Linked DNA regions of Homo sapiens: region 1 is linked to region 2. Evidence: chromatin loops called from intact Hi-C (ENCODE). Cell type or tissue: MCF 10A. All regions are shown on one strand. Each heading gives the region's core, and the rest is flanking DNA. Links, peaks and the distances in the headings are about the cores only.

What was found. Hi-C counts contacts between places; a loop is a spot of excess contacts. Peaks named below come from ENCODE experiments on the same cell type or tissue, not always from the same donor. Only the 100,000 strongest peaks of a DNase experiment are listed, where the experiment ranks them.
Region 1: it touches region 2 in a loop (16-fold over the local background); 5 of 110 quality-filtered maps call a loop at or near these places.

What each region holds. Positions count from the first base shown.
Region 1 is chr4:84,256,528-84,261,910 of GRCh38, reverse strand. All of the region lies in intron 4 of LINC02994 (long intergenic non-protein coding RNA 2994), which reads left to right. Among named protein-coding and RNA genes, the nearest start is that of LINC02994, 40 kb to the left of the region's middle. In MCF 10A, for the core only: a CTCF peak has its summit at 2,481 (motif pointing right); no DNase peak of the experiment used is centred there.
Region 2 is chr4:83,506,890-83,512,272 of GRCh38, reverse strand. No RefSeq gene overlaps it. Among named protein-coding and RNA genes, the nearest start is that of ABRAXAS1, 24 kb to the right of the region's middle. In MCF 10A, for the core only: a CTCF peak has its summit at 3,033 (motif pointing left); a DNase peak (open chromatin) is centred at 2,992.

The sequences.
Region 1 (5,383 bases), core at 52-5,051, 750 kb before region 2:
ATCTTTTTTGTTTTGTTTTGATTTATTTTGGTCTCAGTCTCATTTAGTTCTGCTCTGATCTTTTTCTTTTCTTCTGCTAGACTTGAGTTTGGTTTTATTATTGTTTTCTATTTCCTTGAGGTGTGATGTGAAGTTATAATATGAGATCTTTCCATCTTTTTTGATATAGGCATTTTATGCTATAAACTTTCAGCACTGTGTTTACGGTATCCCAGAGATTTTGATATGTTGTTTCTCTATTTACACTCACTTCAAAACATTTCTTAAATTTTTGTCTTATTTCATTGTTTACCCAAATGTGATTCAGAAGCAGGTTATCAGTTTCCATGTAATTACTTACTTTTCAGAGTTCCTCTTGGTATTGATTTCTAATTTTATTCCACTGTGATCTGAGAAGATACTTGATATCATTTTAATTTTTTAAATGTATTGAGACTTGCTTTAGAGCCAAATATTGGTGGATTTTGGAGAATATTTTATATGCAAATGAGAAAAATGTATACTCTGCAATTATTAGGTAGAATGTCCTGTAAATATCTATTAAGTTCATTCGGTCTAGAGTCCAGTTTACATCCAGTTTTCCTTGTTGACTTTCTACCTTGATGATCTGTCTAGTGTTATCAGTGGGGTGTCCCCCACTATTATCGTATTGATATCAGTCTCTTTTCTTTGGTCTAACAGTATTTTTTTTATGGATCTGGGTGCTCTGGTGTTGGGTGCATATATATTTAGGCTAGTGAAATCTTCTTGTTATATTAAACCCTTTGCCAATATATAATGCCCTTTAATGCCATTTTTAAAAAACTATTATTGCTTTAAAGTCTGTTTTATATAAGAATGGCTACTTCTGCTTACTTTGGTTTTCCATTTGTGTGATATATCTTTTTTTTATTTATTTACTTTGAGTCTGAGTCAGCTTTAGCCATTAGGTGGTTCTTTTGTAGGCAACAGATGATTGAGCTTTGTTTTTTAAAGTCTAGTCTATATCTTTTAAGTGGAGCATTTAGGTGATTTATGTTCAAGGTTAACATTGATATATGAGGTTTTGTTTCTGTATAATATTGTTAGCTATTTGCCTTGGAGTCTCAATTGTGTAATTGCTTCACAGGATGGTGAAGCACTTTCTTGATGGTGATTATTGTCCTTTGGTTTCTGTGTTTAGAACTCCTTTGAGCATTTCTTATAGGGTTGGTTTAGTTGTGACAAATTCCCTTAGTGTTTGCTTGTCTGGGAAAGATTTTATTTCTTCATTTATGAAGCTTAGTTTGGCAGGATATAAAATTCTGGACTAGTACTTTTGTTTTTCTTTAAGGAGGCTAAAAACAGGCCCTTGGTCTCTGTTGGCTTGTATGGTTTCTGCTGAGAAGTCTGCTGTTTGTCTGATGGGGTTTCCTATATAAGTAATTTGATGCTTCTCTCTAGCTGCTTTTAAGATCTGTTCTTTCATGTTGACCTTGGATAGTCTGATGACTATATGCCTTGATGATGTTCATCTTGTATAATATCTTCCAAGTGTTCTCTGAATTTTATGTATCTGGATGCCTATTTCTCTAGCAAGACTGAGGAAATTTTCCTGATTTCCTCATATATGTTTCCCAAACTTCTTATTTTTTCTTCTTCCTCTTAAGAATGTCAATAAGTTATAGGTTTTGTTACTTTACATAATCCTATATTTCTTGAAGGTTTTGTTGATCAAAAAAAATTATTTTCTTCTTTGTTTTTGTCTGACTGGATTAATTTGAAAGACCTGTCTTCAAGATCTGAAATCCTTTCTTCTGCTTAGGTCTAGTCTCTTATTAAAGCTTTTAACTGTGTTTTAAAATTCCCTTAGTGAATTTTTCATTTCCAGAAGTTCTGTTTGGTTTTTAAAATATATATCTTTCCTCTCTGTCGTCTCCTGAGTTTTTTTTCTGGTTTCTTTGTTTGGTTTTCCACTTTCTTTTGGATCTCACTGAACTTCCTTAAAATTCATAACTTTAATTCTTTATCTCTCACCTCAAAGTTTTCATTTTGGTTGGCAGCTATTGCTAGAGAGCTCATGTGGTCTTTTAGGAGTGTCTCAACCATCTGTTTCATCATGGTGCTGAAATTCTTGTGCTGGTTTCTTCTTAAATTTAAATTTAAATTCTTAAATTTAAAAATAAATTTAATATTTTAAAATTTATTTTAATTCGGTGGGTTTCTTCTTTCCTCCTTGAGAGTGTGACTATTGCTCATGTTGGGTAGGTTCATTTGGCTTTGCTTCTGTGTGATTTCAAGGGGCCAAGTCTCTGTGTAAATGTCTTAGTTATAGATAGCCTTAGCATAGTGGTTTTCCCAAATGTTAGTTGTTTGTAGGTTGTGGTAGCCTTGTGTGTGTGGTGAGGCTCACTGTCTCCTACAAAGATGAGGAGGTGGAGGTCTTGGGAAATTATCTCATTTCCTTACTTTTGTCAGCAGGAATTATATTGGATTGTGTAGTTCATCCTACAGGCCAGTAGGTGGTGCTTGCAGGCAAGAGACACCTGTGATAATGGCAGTGGAATTTTTACTTGGTCTTTGTTGATGGAGGAAGTACGAGGTGTCCCTGGTGATAGTCAGGGCATGGAGTTCCCAAGGGCCCCATCCTGCACTGTGCTGCCAAGGCACTGGAGGGGGCAAAGCTGGGTGGGGCTGGTTGGACAAGTCTGTGACTAGGTTCTTTGAGGTCAATGCTGACCTTGGTAGGGGTCTAGGAGCAGCTCTCAGGCCACTGGGACAGCCCTCCAGGGATGGCTGGAGCTGCCTCTTCTGTGGCACAGAGCCCACTTAGGGGAAGGCCTGAGGTGACAGATAGAGTTTCAATATGTATTCTGAGGTGGCTCAAATGGTGTGGCATGGATTTGACTCAATCAGCACAGGAAATAAGGTTATCAGTCATGTAGAGTATTTGGAGCATAAAACCACTGGGGTAATTTCTTAGCAACTAAAGAAAGAAAGCCATTGTCAGCATTATACAGTCAAAGTTCTTGACTACCATGTATAGCAGAAGCTCAATGTTTACTGTGAACTGTTAAGTTTTCAATTTTGTCTGTCCATGCCTTCTTACTGTCTACTGAGTTAGATTTAAATCTCAAAACCTGAACTGAGACTCATTAATTAATTTTTCATCATTCCTACTGAAAGTCTCATGAGTGCTCCAGGCATCATTCCAGGTACTGGGTCACTGAGGCAGACAAGTGAAGAACAGACTAGTTAGGGAAATAGACACCAAGCAAATAAAGAGTTAAGGCTCACATTCATCAAGTGCTTACTCTGTGCCTGTCCAGGATCTAGTACTTTTATTAACAAGCACAATCCTCCCCAAAACCCAGGGATGTAGAAAAAACTACTATTCAAATGTTAGAGGGGGAAACTAAGGCATAGAGCCTTGCTCCCAGTGATTATGTTGGAGAGCCAGAATTCCAATTGAAGCAACCTGATCTCAGGATCTGTATTTATAACACCTATACTATTCTTATTCTCTAATAAATAAACAAGAAGAATATCAAATGCCCATACCTTCTCTATTAAAAATAAGATGATGCGATAGAGAGTAGAGTGGGTGGTCAAGGAAAACCCCTGAAGGGTGACATTGAAGTTGATCTCTGAATAACAAGGTACTACATAAAACATTCCAGGTTCTTTATGATTTCTTCCGTGATGGCAGTATATTCTCCAGATTATTTTAAGATACAAATTAGAATAACGGCAATGACATTCTTAAACGATTATTCAACTGTCTTCTACCTCTATTTACTCAGAGAACAAAAAAGGAGATGAGAGGGGAGGGGGAAGCTGTACAGCCTGTATTCTAGCTCTTGGCTTACTCAGCCTTGTTGCAATATGGCCAGAGCCATAGATGACAGTTTAAACAGCTTTTCTAGGCTTGTAGGCAGACTTGCCAATAGTTGATTGTCTTCATAGAATCCCATGGGATGTGAGCTGTGAAGCTCTGGCTGTGAAACTATGGCTTCTCAAATGTTTTTATTCCCTCAGTTGTGTGTATGATTTATGAGGTCATAGCCTCAAGCCTGAACTATCAGCTCCAGTTGTTGGGTTTACCTTGCAGAAAGTAGATGATATGTGTCACTTTTTCATTTATGTGTGCAGAGACTCTTTCATCTGTCTACATTGCACTCTGGGGCTTCTTTCTAGACAGTTGGTTTTTCAAGTGTCAGATAACTTATCTCTGGGCACAGCCTCAAACCCCAGCTTATGATGAACATTTCTAGCTAAGACATCTCTGCCACCACTTTAGGCAGTTTATTGGGGTGGATCGATCGATCGATTGATTGATCAAGCTATCTGTCTATATACCTTCTTTCACTACTACAAATATATTAATGGTTATAATTTTCATATAGGATTATGTGTACTTAAAATATTTTCATGTCATTTAGAAGCCTGAAGTGGAGTCAGAAATAGGAAAACTACGGGTAGGAGTTCTGATGAGTTGAAGACTGTCTACTTAACCCTTTTCTATCTCTGTCTAAAGGTTAGTTCAACGAATGCAGAGTCCAGTGACTATTACTCTCTAAAGAAAACTCCTTAAAATGAGAAATGTTCATACTTCCTGTGGATTCAGTTGCTATTTTTAAAAACAGGCTTTAATTATAAGTACCACATTAAATCAGTCTTATAATGAGTGAGAACTGGTGTTGAAAATGAATTACTCTGAATGATATCAGTCAAGAAAAATCACATTAACATTTCATTATGCGTGAGACATGATAAAATTCTCTATGACTTCAGGAGATATGATTGAAAGGCCATTTCTTCCATAAGGTCTTCATACGATGCCCGGAGGAGAGGTTTCCAAAAAGTTCCCTGCTGGGATCAAAATCTTATTTTATTCCATTTTGTCCCAAGGGCTTTCATTCCTTTTAACCCATAAATTTAAAATTAAAAATTGTATGATTCAGCTTATTATAATGTCTTGCTCTGGGAGAATTAATATAATTTCTCTCTACCTCCTTCTTGCATTATGTTTTAATGTTAAGAAATCTTAAATCATTTCCTATTGTATATACATAAAAACTCTTTAATATACTGAATTACACACTCATTTTAAATATCAAACAGTTGTAGAATTAATCCCAAACCTATTTTACATGGTAATAGGCCACATGTTTTAAATCATTGCACCTCTTTTAATCAGTGCATAGGCTCCCTGAATAATTATATATTGTAATGACACAGGAGGAATATATAGTATTTTCAATGTATTGGTTGTCTAGGATGCCTGTGTGACTTAATTATTAATAAAATATTGTAATAAAATTTAATGTCTCTGGCTATATTTAACCTGTATATTTATTCGAGAAAAATGTTATCCTAGTTGAGTTTTCCTTTAATTTAATAATAAAATAGAAGGCATTTAGTG
Region 2 (5,383 bases), core at 193-5,192:
GTCCATTTATTCCATAGGCAAATGTGGAAGGCATAATATATTATATATATCCCAGATATGATGATGAATCTTAGGAGGTTAATGAATAAAATGATCCCATGCCTGGTGAAGAAAGGACTATAAATACAGAGTAACCTAGAAGGAATCCACTTTTGCATCTTTCAAACTATTTTCCACTCTGCTGTTAGAGCCGTCATTTCTAAAGCAAGCATCACTGTATTGTGATTTACTCAGTCTTATAGTCATGTGTAAGTTATCAACAATCCAGCATAGGTTGGGTTATGCCAAGCCCAGTCTCATCCCTCCTTACTGCTCTCCTGGTCGAAGGTAAAGACTCTAGGACAAAATCTCTGATCTTCGGCAAGCAATTCTTTTTTTTCTTTTTCTTTTTCCAACTGGGTCTCACTGTGTCACACAGGCTGGAGTGCAGTAGCAAGATCATGGCTCACTGCAGCCTCAACCTCCTGGGCTCAAGCAATCCTCCTGCCTCAGCCTCCTGAATAGCTGGGACTACAGGTGTGTGCCACTATGCCCAGCTATTTTTAAAATAATTTGTAGGCCGGGCATGGTGGCTCATGCCTGTAATCCCAACACTTTGGGAGGCTGAGGTGGGCAGATCACCTGAGGTCAGGAGTTCGAGACCACCCTGGCCAGTGATGGCCAACGTGATGAAACTCCATCTCTACTAAACATACAAAAATAGGCTGGGTATGGTGGCTCATGCTTGTAATCCCAGCACTTTGGGAGGCCAAGGCGGGCAGATCACTTGAGGTCAGGAGTTTGTGACCAGCCTGGCCAACATGGTGAAACCTCATCTCTACTAAAAACTACAAAAATTAGCCAGGTGTGGTGGTAGGCACCTGTAATCTCAGCTATGTGGGAGGCTGAGGCAGGAGAATCACTTGAACCCGGGAGGTGGAGTTTGCAGTGAGCCGAGATTGCAACACTGCACTCCAGCCTGGGCAACAGAGGGAAGCTCCGCCTCAAAAAAAACAAAACGAAACAAAAATTAGCTAGGTACAGTGCCAGGCACCTGTAATCCCAGCTACTTGGGAGGCTGAGGCAGGAGAATTGCTTGAACCTGGGAGGAGGAGGGTGTAATGAGCAGAGATGGCGCCACTGCACGGCAGCCTGGGCAACAGAGTGAGACTGTCTCAAAAAAAGAAATAAAATAAAATAAATCAATGAATAAATAAATAATTTGCAGAGACAGGGTCTTACTATGTTGTCCAGACTAAAGCAATTCTTGAGTAAGCTCACACCTATCTTCCCAAGGGAAGGTCTACTTTGCTGTACCACACTCATCAGGTGTAAATAAAGTCAAGAAACATCTTTCAACACAGAAGTAAATGAGTCCCAGGGCACAGTAATCATTTAACCATACACAATTACTTAAAATTGGCACTGCCCACCACTTATGTCTAAAACATCTACAATCTTTTCTTTCAGTTTCCTCCTAAAAATGAAGGATAAGTGCTTGCTTTACATTTGTGCAATTAAAGGGTCCATTCACATGATTTCCCACAACAAAGAAACAGTTCACAATTGACTCAAAATGAGATTCCAAAATATATTTTAGTTTTCTCTTTCAGCTCAGGCAACCCTTTCCCCAAGTTTTGATCATCACTGCATAAGTCTTATTTGTAGTAAGAGGTCATAAGGTAGAGAGCTGCAAATAGTGCTGCCCTAAATTGGAAAGTGGTCTATTTGTCAACAATGTGCTTAAGATTGAAACTGGCCCGCTAACGCCATTTTAGGCCTGAGCCTGCCTGTACCCAGGCGCTCATTAAAACAGCATGTTGCTCCACACCGCCCCATATTGTCTGTCAGCTCGCTCTCAGGGTTCAGACCGATACAAGACTCTTACATCTGGTGCCGAAACCCGGGAGGGGTTCAGGTCTGCATCCCCTATGGACCTACCCCTCCACCCCAGAAAGCAGGCCACAGTAGCCAGACAAAGGAAGCTCCTCAGCCTCCAGTCACCTCTCTGTGCATGCACATCCATCACTGGACTCGCCTACTGGTAAGTTTCCCCGGGAGCCTGGTTTGGTTTACAGGGGAAAATCTGCACGGCTTCTCTTGGTTTCTCCGGTACGAAAATCCAACATTGGTCCAAGAAGGCTCCCATGTGTGCCAGGCACTTGCTGATCATCTGGTCTTAGGGGGACACCTCTAAGCCATTTGATCCTGTTCCCAAACGAAAAAGGCAGCGGTGATGATTGCTCCTTTCATTGTCTCCCTCCGGCTGTCCAGGATGGTCTACTTTTCCCTGTTCTCCCGAGCCTACCCTCAGTTATGGGAAACTCCTGGTCCTACATTCCAAAAAACAACCCTCTAGGCTGCCTCTCCAAATGGCCCACAATGGAACATTCGAGTTTACAGTTTTAACTGACTTAAGCAATTATTGCCAACGTCTGGAGAAATGGGGAGAAATTCCTTATGTCCAGGCCTTTTTGCATTCAGCTCACAACCTGACCTCTGCAATTCTTGCTTATCTGTTCAAATCCTTCTCCTCCATTCTCACCGCCCTGATAGCCTTTCTCCTCCCGACCCTACCTCTTTTTCCCTCGTTCAATCTAGCTGACTGCTGTTCACCCCTCCCAGCCCCTACCCCTTCCTCTCAATCATCTTCTTTAACCCCCCAAGCCTCCTTGTTATCTTCTCAGCCGCCATCTTCCCAGCTGCCATTTTCCCAGCCAACGTCTTCCCAGTGATCATCTTCCCAGCCACCATCTTCCCAGTCAGCTGTATCCACTTCTTTTCCTACACCATCCCCTCCTCAGGGCAATTCTAGTATTGCCTGTACCCATTCTCCTCCTCTACTGCCCTCTCCTGAGGTTTGTAAACCCATTCCACCACCTTACGCCCCTATCTATCCTCCACTGCCTGTTAACTCCCCTTCCCCCTTCAAACCCTCAGCAGGAACCACTTCCAAGTTCTTCCTTCTCTCCTGCCCATACTGGCTCAGGCGCCATCTTTGGCCCATGCCCCATTCTTACTTCAGCTCCTGTGCTAGAGTGCCCCCTTCAGGAAGTAGCAGGAACTGAAGGTATTGTTAGAGTTCATGTTCCCTTCTCCCTCACTGATCTCTCTCAAATTAACAAAAGACTCAGTTCATTTTCAGAAGACCCGACCTCTTATATTTGGGAGTTTCAGTACCTTATGCAGTCTTATGAACTAACCTGGCATGACCTCTACATTATCCTCTCTTCCACCCTCACCCCAGAAGACTGGGACCATATCTGGACCCTAGCTCAGGTATACGCTGATACAATTCATCACCAAGCTCCTGCCCAGCCTACTGGTGCAAAGGGGGTCCCCAACCAGGACCCCCACTGGGATTATCAAAACGGGGGCCTCTGGATGCCGCCATCAAGACCACATGATTGTGTGTCTTCTTGCAGGACTCAAAAAGGGTTCCCATAAAGCAGTAAACTATGAAAAACTTTCAGAAATCACCCAAGGTCCTGACAAAAACCCAGCCCTTTTTCTCTCTCATTTAACTGAAACCATGAGAAAATATACCAACCTAGACCCAGTCAGCCCAGAAGGAACCACCATTTTAAACCTTTGGTTCATCTCCCAATCCACCCCCGATATTTGGTGCAAGCTTCAGAAACTTGACGACAGCCCTCAAACCCCACAACGAGACCTTCTTAATTTAGCCTTCAAAGTCTTTAACAATCATGATGAGGAAAGTAAAAGGCAAAAACACGCAGAGTTTCAAATGCTTGCCTCTGCCATTAGAGGCCCTGCAGGCCCACGAGGCCACAGCTCCACACAGAAGCCTCCTAGCAATCCACCTCCACTTGGCACCTGTTTCAAGTGCGGCAATGAAGGCCACTTGTCCAAACAATGCCCAAACCCAAGTAAGACCACCAAGCCGTGCCCCCTCTGCAGAGGACCCCACTGGCAGTGGGACTGTGAGCAGCCCCCGCAAGGACTGCCCCATCCCTTCCTGAGCTGGCCAGAACCTCCTACCCGGATCTCATTGGCCTAGCCGCTGAAGACTGATGGTGCCCTGGAACGGACACCCCGGCAACTACCATCGCTTCATCCAAGCCAAGGGTAACCCTGATGGTGGCGGGTAGGCCAGTATGTTTTTTTAATTAATACCGAGCAACCTACTACTCTGCTTTACCTAATTTTTCAAGACCCATCCAGTCCTCCCAAGTCTCTGTTGTGGGAATTGATAGAGAAGTCTCCAAACCCCGAGCCCCCCACTTCATTTTTCTGCTCCCTGAACACCTTTTCCTTCACTCACTCTTTCTTAGTCCTGCCCTCGAGCCCATCTCCGCTCCTAGGCAGAGATATCCTTTCAAAACTTCACAATACTCTCCACTTCCACGTTCCCCATCGTATCCAACACATCAACCCAGACCCCTCTGGGGCTTCTAACTTTCTTCTACTCCTCCAACCTCCCACCTTAAAACATGCAACCTTTTCTTATCCCCCATCCGTAGTTAACCCCGCTTTTTGGGATACTTCCACACCCTCAGTCGCAGAACACCATAGCCCCGTCCACATTACCCTTAAACAGCCCACCCATTTCCTATCACAGAAGCAGTATCCCATCCCCCAAGCAGCTCTCATATGCCTAAAGCCTATCATTTCTCACCTCCTCACCAGTCATCTATTCTGCCCAACAAACTCCCCTTGTAACACACCAATTCTACCTGTTAAAGAGCCAGATGGAACTTAATCACTTAGTCCAGGACCTCAGGCTCATTAACCAAGCTGTACTCCCAGTATGTCCAGTAGTTCCTAACCCATGTACTTCACTTTCCGCAGTTCCCTCCAATACCACCCATTTTTCTGTCCTAAACTTAAAGGATGCTTTTTCACAATTCCTTTACACCCTGATTCCCAAAACCTCTTTGCCTTTACGTGGGAAAACCCTGACACCCACATTTCACGTCCACTCACCTGGTGCGTACTACCTCAAGGTTTCAGAGACAGCGCCCACCTTTTCAGACAGGCCCTTGCTTGTGACCTCTGTACCTTATCCCTAAAACTGTCCACTCTCCTTCAATGTGTTAATGATCTGCTCCTGTGTAGCCCCTCCCAAAGAGACTGCAACGCCCATAGTATCTCTCTCTTTTAAACTTCTTGGCAGAACAGGGGTATCAGGTCTCCCCTAAGAAAGCACAAATATGCACCCCCTCATTCACTATCTAGGCCTAGCCCTTACCCCGCTAACCTGAGGGCTCACAACCGACCACGTATCCCTCCTCCAGTCCCTCCCGCCTCCACAAACTAAGCAAGACATTCTCTCTTTTCTAGGACTAGCAGGATATTTTAGACTCTGGGTTCCCTCCTTTGCTCTACTTGCCAAACCGTTATGCCAAGCCACTAAAGGCCCTCTCCATGGGCCTTCAAACCC